Regions from separate parts of the Homo sapiens genome. Here regions 2 and 3 are each linked to region 1. The links are chromatin loops, found by intact Hi-C in ENCODE. Cell type or tissue: endothelial cell of umbilical vein. All regions are shown on one strand. Region 1 overlaps CORO1C (coronin 1C). Region 2 holds the start of MIR619 (microRNA 619). Region 3 overlaps SSH1 (slingshot protein phosphatase 1).

Region 1 (5,000 bases):
CCTTCTTTCATGGGCTACTTGAGAGGGAATGGCAGTCTCCTGACAGTGCTTTTCTGTGTGATCCACAGTCTTTGCCAGCACCTGCTGGATTTGCATTGGCTGCATGTCTGCCTTACTGTGCATTGCTGACAGGCAATTTCCATTTCTACACATTGTGGTACTCTGTTTTAGACAACAGTGGCAGTGCCGGTAGCCCTTTGTACAGATGTGGACATTTGGCACTTGGTAGCTTTGGTGTTAGGGGCAGAGGATTTTGTTCAGAGCCAGCCAGTGTCCTGACATGTCGTGGGATGCCCATTCACTGCCTCCTGAAATAGATTGTCTGATGCCTGGAGCACCTTCAACTGCCAAGTGTATGGGCCGTGAAAAGCTGGGGGACAGGACTGGGAGGGGTGGAGGATGCAGGGGGAGGGCACCAGGTGCAGAACAATGACTTCCAAATTATGTCACGAGCTGCCAGCCACACGAGCACGGCCTGGCCTCATTACCACATGAAGTGCCACAGAAGGGCCTTTTCATTTTCTCCTAGTGACTGTGTTATCCACAGTTTTGCTGGGAGGGGTGGGGTGGGCACCCTGCTCACCCCCAGTTAACAATGGAGCACAAAGTCCTGGCAGAAGGAACTTCCCAATGTACCCCGGGGCTATTTTTGATGACAGTGAGTGGCTGTGACTCACTGAATGTGTGCCCTGGCAGATGATGGTTTCCACCCCACCCCCTCCCCTGGAGATGAGCAGGCAGCCTTTGTGCGTTTCCTTGGCCAGCTTCTCCTGCTGCTGCAGTTCACTGATATGTCCACAGCAGCCGGCCCGCAGGCCTGACAGGGCTCTGACAGTGGTTTTTACCATATATGGCCATCAGAGCGCTGTGGCTGTCAGCCGGCCAGGATAATTTCCTTCCTTTGCTTTGATTGGCTGCACGGGTGGCTCAGAGAATGGTGGGATCTGGGAGTGTGTGGTGAAGAGAAGCCACTGAGTCAAGTGCAAAGAACGTTTAACTCTTTACTGGGTTTGTGGAGCGTGCCAGTCTGTGCTAAGCAGGCTGACAATTGCTGCCAGCAGAAGCCCTCAGTGTGTAAACATGGTAACCCCAGTCTGGGAAAGCTGCTGTATCTCCGGTAAAGAAAGGTATCTGAACACACATTACTCTGAAATAAACTCAAGGTGTCATGAACACATTTCTGGAGTCACGGTTTTGCCCAGAAGCCACCTTATAACCACATGTAGCAAATCATCTGCTCCTGCCAAGTTGAATATCTTCGCCCATTAGGGGTGGGACCTGAGTTGAGTCTGGGGAAGAATGAGCTGAGAGGGCATGTGATGGGACACATGTCTGCTTTCTTGGAGGAACGGTGACTTGGGTTTCATTTCTGGCTGACTGAATTGAGTCTATACTGCAGTCCTCTTGCTTGTGTGGAACTGACTCAGCCATGGAGCCCAAGGCATTAGCCCCTCCCACCCCCCAAAAAAAGTTGTAATATTTTTCTATTTATCATCTCCACCATCCAAGGAGGGTGGATTTTCATTCTGAGACCTGTGGATTAAACCAATGCAGAGCTGCAATGGGAAGGGTTAGCCCTGGAGCTCTTCAGCGTTCACAGAGGGTTTCAGTAGATCAATCTCCAATGTCATTTGCTTACTACGAGGGCTTAGACAACCAGTTTCTCTATTTTCTGATTTGATATTGAATGCTTTAATTTTCCATATTGCATTTACATCTGTAGTTCTTCTGCTTTTCAGCTTTTGCTTTCTAGCTCAATTTTATTTTAACTAGATTCTACCTCATCTTGGGTTCCAAGTTTTTATTTGTTCTCAGCCCAGAAGCATCATATGGAATTACTTGTCTGCAATAATGAGCAGAAAGCATTAGGTTTTCACTTTATAAATTCTTTAAGTCAGGAAGTTAGGAAATACAGCTACTCTGGTTGCTATCGCATATTTGGGCAAGGTTGAGTAAGGAAATGTTAACTTTTCCGTGTTTTTGCTTTCTGATAATAAAATGTTTGTAGTTTTACAATAACTTCCCTCAAGTTCTTAATTGATTTTAAAATATGGTCTATTCAGTATTAAACCCAGTTTTTAGAGAGGATCTGTGATGCAAAAATTATTTGCTTGGCATTTTCACTTCTGTCCAAAAAGACTGCTGTTTTTTACTCACAGGCAGGTGAAGTCTCTGTAGGCCCATACTCCCTCTCCCCAGCAGCTTTTGTTTCTAGCTTACCTTACCTTACAGGGTAACTCAATCTGTAGGGTTTATTCCAGAGCACCTCCTTTTACCTCAAGGATGGTATTTCTGGTTCCCTTAAAGTAAAGCCTCCTCAGAATGTTTTATTCCTGGGCCATGAGCTGTCACTCTCAGGGACCAGCCTGTGCACAAGTCATATATTGTGTGCACCCGTCTTTTTGGTCTGCTGCTGAGTCTCTGTTTTCCATGCCGCTGTCCCCTTGTCCCATGACCACAATCACTCTAGCTCCTCCCCGTGGAGCAGCAGGGGCTTAAGAAATTCAAACAAAACATGTATCCACATAAATAATACTGTCATAAGAAAAAGGAAGTTGAAAAAAATGGAAAACCCACTTCAATAGATACGCTTTTGACTCCTTTGAACTCTGCACAGTGTGAATGGAGCCCTTATGCTTGGGCTGAAAACTTTTCCTCTACTTCTGAGCACATGTGTGACTTAACATTCTCCTTGCTGAGTTGAAGAATTCTCAGTATGTATCACCCAAAGCCAAAAATAAGTTATGATTGAAATTTGGGCACATAAAGTGATTTTGATACTCATTTTTTCCTAAAATGAAAACTTAGATGAATATTAGGTAGGGGTTTGAACAATGTGGAAATCTTTTAACTGTTCTTTGAGTCAGGTCATGTAAAGTATCTTTGTTTGCCTTCCCCAGGATGGGGTGGGGGCTCTTAGGCCCTTACATCTTCGGGTGGTGTAACCAGTCTGGATAATAGGCATAGAGGACTGCAGATCAGGAGATGGAAAAGTACTGGAAGTGAGACAGCTGCCTGAGTTGGATTAGATAAGGGAAACCGTGTAGAAAGCAGTCTGAATCCAGCACCCTAGGAAGGTGTGGGTTTATATGATACACTCCAGAATGCAAACTTGAAAGAAATTGTGTGTGGGATACCTTGAGCTTCTTAAAGGGGAATATTTGATTTGACTTATCACTCGAATGAATGTGTCACTTTTTATCACCATGGGAATTTATTACTTTGTGAAAACATACATTAGTTATGAGAAAGAGTAGGCCTGCTGGGTAAAGCGTTGTGCGACTTTAACATAATGTTACATTTCCTTTCTTGCAGGAACCAGTGATTATCAGATTGATCCATCTTTTTTTGTTTTTTCAGAGATGGAGTCTCGCTCTGTTGCCCAGGCTGGAGTGCAGTGGTGCGATCTCAGCTCACTGCAACCTCCGCCTTCCGGGTTCAAGTGATTCTCCCACCTCAGCCTCCCAAGTAGCTGGGATTACAGGTGCCCAACACCATGCCCGGCTAATTTTTTTTTTTTTTTTTTCTGAGACAGAGTCTCATTCTGTCGCCCAGGCTGGAGTGTAGTGGTACGCTCTCAGCTCACTGCAACCTCCGTCTCCCAGGCTCAAGCAATTCTCCTGCCTCAGCCCTCCCGAGTAGCCGGGATTACAGGCATGTGCCACCACAACGGGCTAATTTTTGTATTTTTAGTAGAGACGAGATTTCACCATTTTGGCCAGGCTGGTCTCGAACTCCTGACCTATCTGCCTGCCTTGGTTTCCCAAAGTGCTGGGATTACAAGTGTGAGCCACCGTGCCCGGCCTGTATTTTTAGTAGAGATGAAGTTTCACCGTGTTGGCCAGGCTGGTCTTGAACTCCTGACCTCAGATGATCCACCTGCCTCGGCCTCTCAAAGTGCTGGGATTACAGGTGTGAGCCACCGTGCCCAGCTTAGATTGATCCATTTTAACACCAATTGGTAGTGTCTTCAACCACAAACCAATATGTGGGTCAGAAATAATTATGTGAGGAATCATTCTTACATGAAGAAACAGTCATTCTGAATGATCTTTTGTAATATGTAGGACATATTGGAAGCAAAATTCCCAATGTTGAATTTCGAGAGTTTGGGAAGGTGAACATGGCTGCGGTACATGTGTAATACACCACTAGCTGCTTTAAAAACACACCCCAGCACAGAACTTTATTGAGACGTGTCTGTCAGAAATTTTCTGTACATGTTTGTGTACATTAACAGTTTTTTTTATTGTACTCAGTACTGCCCTCAATATATAGGATGAGTCTACTTCTTAAATGTGGATTCCTTTTTAGAAGGAGATGTGAGATCGATAAATAAGATATACTGGGCTGGGCACGGTGGCTCACACCTGTAATCTCAGCACTTTGGGAGGCTGAGGTGGGCAGATCACCTGAGGTCAGGAGTTTGAGACCAGCCTGGTCAACATAGTGAAAAAAAATACAAAAATTAGCTGGACGTGGTGGCGTGTGCCTGTAATCCCAGCTACTCAGGAGGCTGAGGCGGGAGAATCGCCTGTACCTGGGAGGTGGAGGTTGCATGCAGTGAGCTGAGATTGCACCACTGCACTCCAGCCTGGGTGACAGAGTGAGACTCCGTCTCAAAAAAAAAAAAAGGGTCAGAGGGGATACATTGTTAATAAGTGGAAGCTGTTGTGATTTTCCAGTAAGATTGATAGGAAGTGCCCTTACAGCTAAGCAATATCATTTCTTCTTTTTTCTTTTTTTAATTTTAATTAAATTGTTATTATTATTATTGAGACAGAGTCTCGCTGTCACCCAGGCTGGAGTACACTGGCGCGATCTTGGCTCACTGAAACCTCTGCCTCCCAGGTTCAAGCGATTCTCGTGCCTCAGCCTCCTGAGTAGCTGGGACTATAGGCACACACCATCAAGCGCAGCTAATTTTTGTAATTTTCGTAAAGATGGAGTTTCATCATGTTGGCCAGGCTGGTCTCGAACTCCTGACCTCAAGTGATCCG
Region 2 (5,000 bases), 150 kb before region 1:
ATCTTCATGATAAATGGGGCAAAGCTGTGAGACGGAGTCAGACAACCTAGGGTCCATCTTGAGAGGCGTCATCTGCTGTGCAACCTAAGGCAACGCCTCTTCACTTCTCTGGGTCCCTGTCTCCTGCTATGTAAAGTGAAAAGACAAGATTAGGTGATGGCCTCCAAATTTAAGAATGAGTCCTCAGACCCACCAATCTAGATCTGTGTTTATATTGTGCTGCTCATCATTTGCTGTGTATTTGTAACTGACTATCACGAGTTTTATTCCCACGGTGAGAGCAAGGTCATGCGCTTATGGGGGTCTAGCTGGGTCAGGGCTATGGTCTGACCCTGCAGTGGAGAAAACCAGCCGGGCTACTGAGAGGAAGTGACCCTCTGCTGGGACTCACCTCCTCCTCCGCAGGGCTTAGCCTGCCGCGTCTGCCCCCAGGAGCAGAGCCATACACAAAGCAGCGTCCGTTTAGAAAGAAAGTACTCGCATCTTTAGAACTCATCTTTGGCATTCATTGTTCTGTGGTCGGATCTCTGGATTTAGACAGCTTATTAGAAAATTCCTGAGATGAGGAGGACATCCAGATGGGTCATGCTGCTTCAAGGAAGGCTGAAAATGAGAAACCAGGATTAATCAAAATAGGATTAATCAAAATCCAGAGGAGCCATTTTCTTTTTTTTTTTCTTTTTTTTGAGACAGTCTTGCTCCGTCACCCAGGCTAGAGTGCAGTGGCACGATCTCGGCTAACTGCAACCTCTGCCTCCTGGGTTCAAGTGATTCTCCTGCCTCAGCCTCTTGGGTAGCTAGGACTATAGGCTTGTACCACCATGCCTGGCGAATTTTTTGTATTTTTAGTAGAGATGGGGTTTCACCATGTTGGCCAGGCTGGTCTTGAATTCCTGACCACAAGCAATCCAACCACCTCGGCCTCCCAAAGTGCTGGGATTACAGGCATGAGCCACTGCGCCCAGCCCCCGAGAGGAGCCATTTTCAAAGCGAACTGAGCGATTGGGCTGGAGGGTGCGGGGGCTCCTGCTTTGTGGGTGTAGTCAGTGTCGGGATGCAGGGTGATGTGCTTATGAGGAAGCCACGCTGGCCAGCCTGCAGTGTGGGGGCAGAATTGCAGTGAGATACAAGAGACTGCCGCATAAATGAGGACATGCCGGGAGAGCCTGCGTGTGGTCAGAGCGGGGCTTCTGGATGGGGCATCGGCCTTGCCACTTAGCTCACTTGCATGTCTGACCCTGGGCCCACCACCTGCCTTCCTCCTCTCAGGGCCCTCCTGAGGCCTCCAGAGAGTCTTGTTCTGTGTACAGTGTCTGGCCCTGGCCTATACCCAGTGGCCATCATTTTCAGTGCCAGCCCTTCCTGCCGCACTTGTTCCCCTCCAAAGACCAATGTTAACCAAGTGACACCTAAGAGGAAAAACCCAGCCTTGACCTGTTTTCCTGCAAGTTCCTCTGAAACCTGTGCCAGGCTTTTATCTGGGAAATATCATTCTTGAGTGCCTTTACTTTTACAGTTTTTTTTTTCTTTCTTTTCTTGAATGGTTACTTTTGAAGCTATTTTTAGAAAGACTTTGTTTCAGAGAAGGCTGTTCAAGGTCCTGTGTTAGGAAATGCCTGGTCTCTCCCTGTGCCCACAGAAGTCATTCCTGGTCCAGGCCTGGCACGCACTTGCCAAGAGTCCTCGAGGCGTGTTTCCCCAAATCTGGGCCCCATCAGAATTCCCACAGGAAGGGGCCTTCAGTGTGGTCTGGAAAGAGCCAGGCTGGCTGCAGCATCTGGAAATCACTTGTCACTTCCCCAGTGGCCAGGCCCACCCGTGCCACGCTGTGTCTGTTGCAGCTGGGAGTCTAGGAGTGGCTCTTTAGGTCTGGAGTCAAGGCCACTGACCTGTTGGCTGCCCCTACAGCAAGAAGGCTCCCTAAGGAACCTAATTCCCAGGCCCTGGGGACTCCTGACCAGGCCCCACCTCATGAGATGGAAGGGAAAAGAACCTCTTGTGAAACAATATGGTAATGGAGGTGGTTTTTACTTAGCTATTGGCTTTTTCCATTCAGCCCATGTGTATTTAGTGCCTAAATATGGGTTCTTTGCCAAATGCCAGGGATTCTGTGTGGAGTCAAAAAGAGTCCTTATCCCTCAGGGGTAATGTGTGTTGTATCTACAGTAGTGCCCTCCAAAAAGGATTTGAAACACCTTACAACATTCATAGAGAACAATAGAATGTAACATTAGTGAGAAAATCGGGACACGAAGAAAGCAGAAGAAAATAAGATGAAGTAAGGGGAAGGTTTGTACATGTAATACATGACATAGCATTGGTATGGTTACCAGAATTTGGCCACAGATCTGACTTTGAGTTTCCTGGTAGTCAAAGCAAAGAGAGAAACAAGACCAATCTCTTGATTCTTGGTGTCCTGAAAATACCAGCAGATCAGTTCCTCGGAAGAACTCTTCCTGATAGATACCTGTGGTGTTCACAAGGAAGCCCAGCATAATGGATGGACAAGCAAGTTGTCTTAACAGGGAGAGCTGATGCTGCATGCCTATCCCACCAATTACCCTGGGTATTTGTGGTCTTAAGAGGTGAGGTCAGCAGCAGCACTTGGTGCCAGAGCTGCTGGCCGCCCCAGCACTGAGACAGGATGCTGAGTCACATCCTGCAGGGCTGCGGTATCCTGGCTTCGCGTGCCCTTCACAATAGGAGGCCTGCACGGGCAGGTCAGCCCCTGCTGTTCCAAACATGTGGTCTCCGAGCAGGAAAATGCTAAAATTAGATCTTACGTGGTCCAGAGCCGTGTATGTGAGAGGCCCTCAAAACCTGGACACACACAGACCAGGAAGACCTGGGAGAGCAGAGCTCTTCATCGTTCTCTTCTGCTCTGGGCACGAAACAGGGCCACTTCTGTTCTGGAAAACACGAAGAGGGCAAACAGTGCTGAGGCAGGGAAGGTCTTGCTTGGTGAGGGTAAAACTATGCAAGAGATGAAAGGGCAAAGTCATGAAATATGCCCATACCAGTGATCAGTAAAATCATCTGAAGCTTTTATTACCTACCGATAAAGAAAAATTACAGGTCGTGTTTTACCAAAATCGAATTAAGTGGAGATTTAAAAAATAACTTTAAAAAATTTGGCTGGGTATGGTGGCTCATGCCTATGATCCCAGCACTTTGGGAGACCGAGGTGGGAGGATCTCTTGAGCCTAGGAGTTCAGTACCAGCCCTGGCAGCATAGTGAGACCCTGTCTCTACAAAAAAATTAAAAAATTAGCTGGGGGTGGCAGCACACACCTGTAGTCCCAGCTACTTGGGTGGTTGAGGTGGAAGGATCGCTTGAGCCTGGGAGGTGGAGGCTGTGCTGCGTGAGCCGTGGTCGTCCCACTGCACTCCAGCCTGGGCGACAGAGTAAGACCCTGTCTCAAAGGAAAAAAAAAAAAATTGGTAACTCGAAAACTTGTAATGCTCCCAACACATACAAATGATTAATACTCAAGGTCATGGATACCCCAGATACTCTGACTTGGTCATTACACAGTTTATGCATGTAACAAATACTTACATGTTTTCCATAAATATGTAAAATACTACGTCGATAAAAAATTCTCGTTAATTTTGAGATAATTTCCAGCTTACATAAGAATTGCAAGTACAGTGAAAAGAACTTTCTTTTTTGAACCATTTGAAAGTAATTTGTCAACCTGCTACTCCATTACCCTTGGAATACAGACCAGGGCATTCTCCCACAGAACCGCAACACAGCCATCCACGCGGGACACTGACTCTGATGCATTCCCACCGTCTAGTCCTCTAACCCCATTCAAGAGTCACCATATGTCCCAGCGTTGTCCTTCATAACAAAAGATCCAATTCAGGACTGCCCATTGCATCTAGTTATCCTGTCTCTTGGCTCTCCTGCAGTCTGGAACCTTCCTCAGTCTTTCTTTGACTCTTGTGGCCTGGATTTTATTTTATTTTTTTATTTTTTGAGTTGGAAACTCACTCTGTCGCCCAAGCTGGAGTGCAGCGGTGATATCTCAGCTCGCTGCAACCTCCACCTCCCGGGTTCAAGCGATTCTTGTGCCTTAGCGCCCCAAGTAGCTGGGATTACGGGCATGCTCCACCACGCTCGGCTAATTTTTGTATTTTTAGTAGAGAATAGGGTGTTGCCATGTTGGCCAGGCTGGTCTCGAACCCCTGACCTCAAGTGATCCGCCCACCTCAGCCTCCCAAAATGCTGGGATTACAGGCATGAGCCACTGCGGTCGACCATGACCTGGACATGTTTGTGCCCAGTACTGTCAGTTTGCAGAGTGTCCCTCAGTGTGAGTGTGTCTGATGTTCTTGTGTGATTCCACCGGGCACGTGTATTTGGCTGGAACATCACCCAAGGGATGCTGCGTCCTCGTTGAATCCCATAAGGTGGCACTTGATTTCCTTTTGTCCCACTATGGTGACATTCACTTTGGTCACTAAGGTGGGTTTTACCAGGCTTTTCCACTGTACAGTTATTCTTTTCCCCTTCATCATTCAGAAGCATTCCTTGGAGAGATACTTTAAAATTATGTTAATATCCTGTCTGCCATCAATGTCCGTTTCAATTCTTTGTATTTTTCTGTTTTATTCAGTGGTTTATAATCTGCTCTTAAATTGTTGACATCCTTGCTCAAATTGTCCTTGTGGACAGTTAGGGCCAGTGGGATCTCATCCAGGCTGGCTTCTGTGTCCCTTTGACATGTCCACATCATTCTTTAAGTGCTTTCTTGCTTTCTGGCAACAGATGCTCCCTACCCACCTGTGGAATCAGTCCTTTATCCAAGGGGCTCTGGTTCCTTTTAGTGGAAAATGAAATTTAGGAGCCAAGCTAGGTCTGCTTATTGCTGTTGGGGTGTTGCTAACCACAGGCCTCTCAATGGGCAGAATTAGGGAACATTTGTATGTACGTGCATACACACACACGTGCATCTATATTTATTTCAATAGGTTGAAAACTATGAGTTCAG
Region 3 (5,000 bases), 140 kb before region 1:
GGTCTGATCTGTTTTTGCTTTCACTGTCATCATTTCGTATTGTCATGATGCAGCGTCTCCCTTAGAGGGCCAGAAGAACATTCAGGTCTCTGAAAGTGTGTAGTAGAAGACTAGCATCTGTTTTACTGCTTCCAAAGAGAGTATTATTTTGTTTTTGACCCTAGCATGACCTCCCTTTATTGCACCTAATCACATCACCCACCTTCTGAGAGCACCATGCCTTTTTGTTGGTGTTACCTTTTACCAGCAGAAAACATCGACGTGTACCTATGTGAGAGGTATCTTTATGAAGCCCATGGAGAAGACTGTTTTCTCTGTGTCTTCTGATGTTGTTTGTTTGTGTGTTTGTTTTTGAGACAGTCTCACTCTCATCCAGGCTGGAGTGCAGTGGGGACTCCAGGATCACAATCTCCACTCAGTGCAGCCTCGACCTCCAGGGTACAAGTGATTCTCGTGCCTCAGCTTCCCAAGAAGCTGGGACTACAAGTGTGCGTCACCACGCTCAGCTAATTTTTGTATTTTTAGTAAAGACTGGGTTTCACCATGTTTTCCAGGCTGGTCTTGAACTCCTGACCTCAAGTGATCCACCCACCTTGGCCTCCCAAAGTGCCAGGATTACAGGCGTGAGCCACCATGCCTGGCCATGATGTTATTTGATTCTGAGGTTTTTAAAACTTGGCTGTGCATCAGAAGCACCCCCTGGAACTTTCTGGAGACAAGATCTGTCTCCCAGGTTGGAGTGCAGTGGTGTGGTCACAGCTCACTGTAGCCTTGACCTCACCAGGCTCAAGTGATTCTCCCACCTCAGCCTCCTGAGCAGCTGGGACTACAGGCACACACCACCAAGCCTAGCTAATTTTATTTTTATTTTTTTGTAGAGATGGGATCTTGTTACGTTGCCCAGGTTAATCTTGAACTCCAGGGGTCAACTGATTCTCCCACTTTGACCTCCCAAAGTGCTGTGATTACAGGCATGAGCTACCATGCCCAGCTCCCTGGAACTTTTTAAAAAAGTAGATGCCCAGGACTCATCACAGACCTTCCGAATTAGACTCTGCTGAGGCTGGACCTGGGCATGAATGTGTTTTAGGAGTTTGATAGGTTGTTTCAATGTATGACCAGAGTTGGAATTCAGGGGTGTTTGGATATTCCATACTGTGATGTTTCTATACCTACTATTTTTGTTCTTCAAGAAATGCTGTTTCTATGCAGCAGGGCAGACACCCAGATCACCAGCACATATACCCATTCCTTAAAGAGGATGGCTGTCTTTGCCCTTATCAGAGCTTGGGCTGGCTTGGCTTACCCTGTGCTCCATGCTCTGCAAATGTTTGCCTGTTTGGATGAATGAACAGAACCCTGTAAGGAATTCTAGGGGTTAATTCTAGGGGTTAATCAGAGTATATATGGTAGAATGTAAATTGGAACCCAGAAATATGAATTCCCAGACCATTGTTTTTACTTTTGTTCCCCACCGCCCCTGCCCAAGACAGTGTCTCACTTTGTCGCCCAGGCTGGAGTACAGTGGTGCGATCTTGGCTCACTGCAACCTCCGCCTCCTGGGTTCAAGTGATTCTCTGCCTCAGCCTCCTGAGTAGCTGGGATTACAGGCATGCACCACCACACCTGGCTAATTTTTGTATTTTTAGTAGAGACAGGGTTTTGCCATGTTGACCATGCTAGTCTCGAACTCCTGACCTCAAATGATCCACCCATCTCAGCCTCCCAAAGTGCTGGGATTACAGGAATGAGTCATCACCCCCAGTTTTTACTTTTCTTAAACCTTAAAGCGCGGCAGTCACCATGGGCGTTGTCCATGCTATCCCTGGTGATTCTATTTTGGAATTGTTGACGGGCTTCCTTCGTTTGTCATATGGAGAAAATACCTTACCCTGCAGAACTGCCAGAGTTCAATGACGTGGCGTAGCTAAGTACCTCCTACAGCCTTGGCCACATGGGAGATCCTCAGTAAATAATAGTCCTGTTGATGAGAAACTTACCTTGAAAGCGACTTCTTGGTCAGCGTGGCTGTGTGGTTTACAGAACTCCTTAGCCTCTATGCAGTGCAGAAGGGCCAAAGGATGTGTCCTGTCCCCCAACTATGACGGCAGTGGTGGGTAGGATAAGGCTGTGGGTCCCCTGCCCTTCTGATTTCTACTTGGGCAGATGGAAGAACCCCGGCACAGTCTCGTCTTCCTGGAGTTCTGTTTGCTTGAATGGTTCCTTCTCTCTCTTTCCCACGCATGATGCATTCACACACTGGGAAGAAGGACGGAAGATGTGATCCACATTCTGACTTCTCAGTGCCTTAGTGGCTTTGCCATTAGGCACCTGGGCAGGCATGAGCGGATGTGACCGCAGCATAATGGCTCTGATTTTCATTCTGGATGAGTAGAACAGCTGCTTAACAGGGGTTAAGCAGGTGGGCGTGGGGCAGATAGATGTGAGTCCAGCCCCATCTTGTAGAGATATGTGCTCCTAGGCAAGCTGGGGTTTCCTCACCTGCAAAACCAGAATCATGGTAATGTGTGTTTCACTTAATCCGTAGGGAGGATCGCTTGGTCACTTGTGAGCCGAGGGAAGAGAAGCCCCTACTCAGTGCTGCTTCCTTCAGGAATTGTTCCAGAAGTCACCAGTTAAATGCTCCCTCCTCCCTCTTGTAAACCCTAGCCGAGCCCCTTTCTTAGGGTACTTATTCCATTCTCTCCTGCGTCATGGTTATTCACATCCTGAACTTATTTCTCTCACTGAAAGAAACGCTAAAAACACAGCTCTTGGCTGGCTTGTGCCTGGAGGGTTTGGGATCACACCTCCAACCTTTAGGACCTTTGCAGCCTGACCTGCCTTGGGCACCGTGCGTATCCCAGAGCTCCTCATAGGTGTGCATGTGGTCCCCTCTACCTGGCGTGTCCCCTCAGATAGCTGTTAGCATGACTGAAGAATTTTCAGGATGTAACCGTGCTTTGAGTACGCAGAATAACTAACTGCGGCAGCTGCCCACGTCACCGTCACCGTTGGGTAAATGGATGCTGATTTGAAAGAAAGAGTCATCCTTCAGAATGTTGATTTGAATCGGAAGGGGGTCTTGTTGCTTGGGGTTGGTTCCTTGGGGCCAGTTGTTTGCCCTCACAATGTCGAATGCACACCCCGGTGCTTGTTTCTCCGGCCTACAGAAAAGCCCGTAGGAGTGCAGTGATTAGAGGAACCTCAGCTGTTTTGCTGAATGGCCCTCTTTCATCAGGATGTGCTGGGACAAGGGCCTTTTTCAGCCAAAATATCAGAGGAAGACAAGAGTTCCACAAGAGCCATTTGCTTTTCGGGTAGGACTCTGAGGAGGAGTTGGCTCCCCAGCCCTCGTGGAAGCACTCGGCAGCCTCCTGGCTTTTCCTGATCTCCATAGGGAGCAGATGGCCAGAGCTCGGAGGGCAGTTGTAGGGAGCGTTAGAGATGTGAGCACTGCAGCCACGAACCTCTTTTATTTTACCGACTTCTGCATCTTCCTTCAGCCAACCCACTGCTTCTGCTGTCCAGAGGTTTCCAGCTCAAATTAGTACGTATGACCACCCTGATTACTGGTTTCCTGCCATGGCTTGGTTTCTGGATGACACTGGCTGTTTATATTTTGGGGGCCTGGGGTTTTTTGAGGAGCATTGATTGAGGTTTTTTGTCTGTCTTCAATGCTTTGGAGAAACTTTAATCTTATGAAGCTTCCCGAATGGCAGTAATCAGTGTCCGAGAACAGATCTGTGTGGTGGAGATAAAAACATTCCAGTTGGCGGGTAGAGAGGGCAGCGGCTTTTTTTTTTTTTATCCCTCATCAAGATTTTTCTTACAGCGGTGGAGGAAGACATTTCCGTTTTGTCTGTCTGCGTCTGACCTTTTGTAACTTTAGTCACTCCTTTTAGGACACTCAGATCTTTTGTGAGAAGAGTGACTTCTGGGTGGCTGGGATGGATGGCTTGTGGGTTTGGGCTTCCTGGCCCCAGACACCTGGTAAAGTGAGCGTGCCATCACCAATGTGGATTTCTTCATGGACTTCCCCAGTGGGACACTTTGAGGGTCTGATGAATCGGGAGCCTGTGCCTCTGGGCATCAGAAGCTGCAGTCGTCAGATACAGTATTCAGGTCAGCCACGCAGAGGGCGCATGAGGCTCTGGGCCCAGAGTGAGCTCAGAAGAGAAGCCAGGAAGCCGGGTCACAGAGACTTTCTGCATCTTGTTTTCATAAATCCTGTGACTGACCATGCTCTGCGGCCTCCCACCCCACCCCCCACCCGGAGAGTCATGTCGTGCGGTTTCCTCTGGCTGTATCTCCTGACTGTATTTGCAGGACGCAGGGTGATCTCACAGCTTCGGGATAATGCGCTGCTACTTGGGCTTCCCTGCAGCTTCCAGTCTTGCTTTTTACAGTAAATGCCTGTTACTTGATTGTCGTGGGGGAACAGAGGCAGAGTGTTCCAGGGCCCCAATCAATGCCATCCTGACTTCATGCGTAGAGCAGGAGTCCCTGATTCTTATCAGTGTAGGAACATGGAGGAGGAACAGCTGGCCTTGTAAGTGATCACAGAGTGAAACCAGCCTAGTCTGTTGCATTGTTCCTTTTTTTTTCCAAAGGAAATATAAGGGAAACCAAGGGGAATTTTTGCTCATGGTTTCCAAGGCAAAGGTCATCGTTAATGGTTGGCTGTTTCCAGCGTGCTTGGGTTTCTGGTCAGTATGAATTTTTTTTTTTTAATCTCATGAACAAAAGCAGTTGATGTTGTCTCGAAAAGATTTTCCCAGCTGCTTCGATGAACTGATGGTTGTTTTAGGTTTCATGAGTTTGGAACCTCTCGCATAGCTGTTTCAGATTTTGATGAGAATAAATAGTAAATGATCTGTGTCTAAGAACAGTTCTGAAAACATACTCAGCTGTGAGATTCTAAGGAAGGAGAGAGTGACAAGCTTTGCAGGTGGAAAGGGTTAGGTGATTCTGCAGCCTGTGAAATGAGATCGGCCAGA

What was found. Hi-C counts contacts between places; a loop is a spot of excess contacts. Peaks named below come from ENCODE experiments on the same cell type or tissue, not always from the same donor. Only the 100,000 strongest peaks of a DNase experiment are listed, where the experiment ranks them.
Region 2: a loop joins it to region 1, with 8 times the contacts of the local background. A loop is called at or near these places in 2 of 110 quality-filtered maps.
Region 3: a loop joins it to region 1, with 6 times the contacts of the local background. A loop is called at or near these places in 2 of 110 quality-filtered maps.

What each region holds. Positions count from the first base shown.
Region 1 is chr12:108,687,559-108,692,558 of GRCh38, reverse strand. All of the region lies in intron 2 of CORO1C (coronin 1C), which reads left to right. Among named protein-coding and RNA genes, the nearest start is that of CORO1C, 41 kb to the left of the region's middle. RefSeq lists enhancers at 1-404, 632-926, 405-1,086, 877-1,156. In endothelial cell of umbilical vein, a CTCF peak has its summit at 2,461; DNase peaks (open chromatin) are centred at 38, 828, 2,528 and 3,048; H3K27ac peaks cover 4,019 bases.
Region 2 is chr12:108,836,217-108,841,216 of GRCh38, reverse strand. All of the region lies in intron 2 of SSH1 (slingshot protein phosphatase 1), which reads left to right. It overlaps MIR619 (microRNA 619), which reads left to right and starts at 4,211; the gene lies at 4,211-4,309. RefSeq lists enhancers at 1,561-2,162, 2,722-2,851, 2,156-3,355. In endothelial cell of umbilical vein, no CTCF peak of the experiment used is centred here; DNase peaks (open chromatin) are centred at 1,666 and 2,736; H3K27ac peaks cover 4,979 bases.
Region 3 is chr12:108,825,813-108,830,812 of GRCh38, reverse strand. The region is part of intron 2 of SSH1 (slingshot protein phosphatase 1); the gene reads left to right. Among named protein-coding and RNA genes, the nearest start is that of MIR619, 8.7 kb to the left of the region's middle. RefSeq lists an enhancer at 2,582-3,153. In endothelial cell of umbilical vein, no CTCF peak of the experiment used is centred here; DNase peaks (open chromatin) are centred at 1,882, 2,672, 3,472 and 4,432; H3K27ac peaks cover 4,308 bases.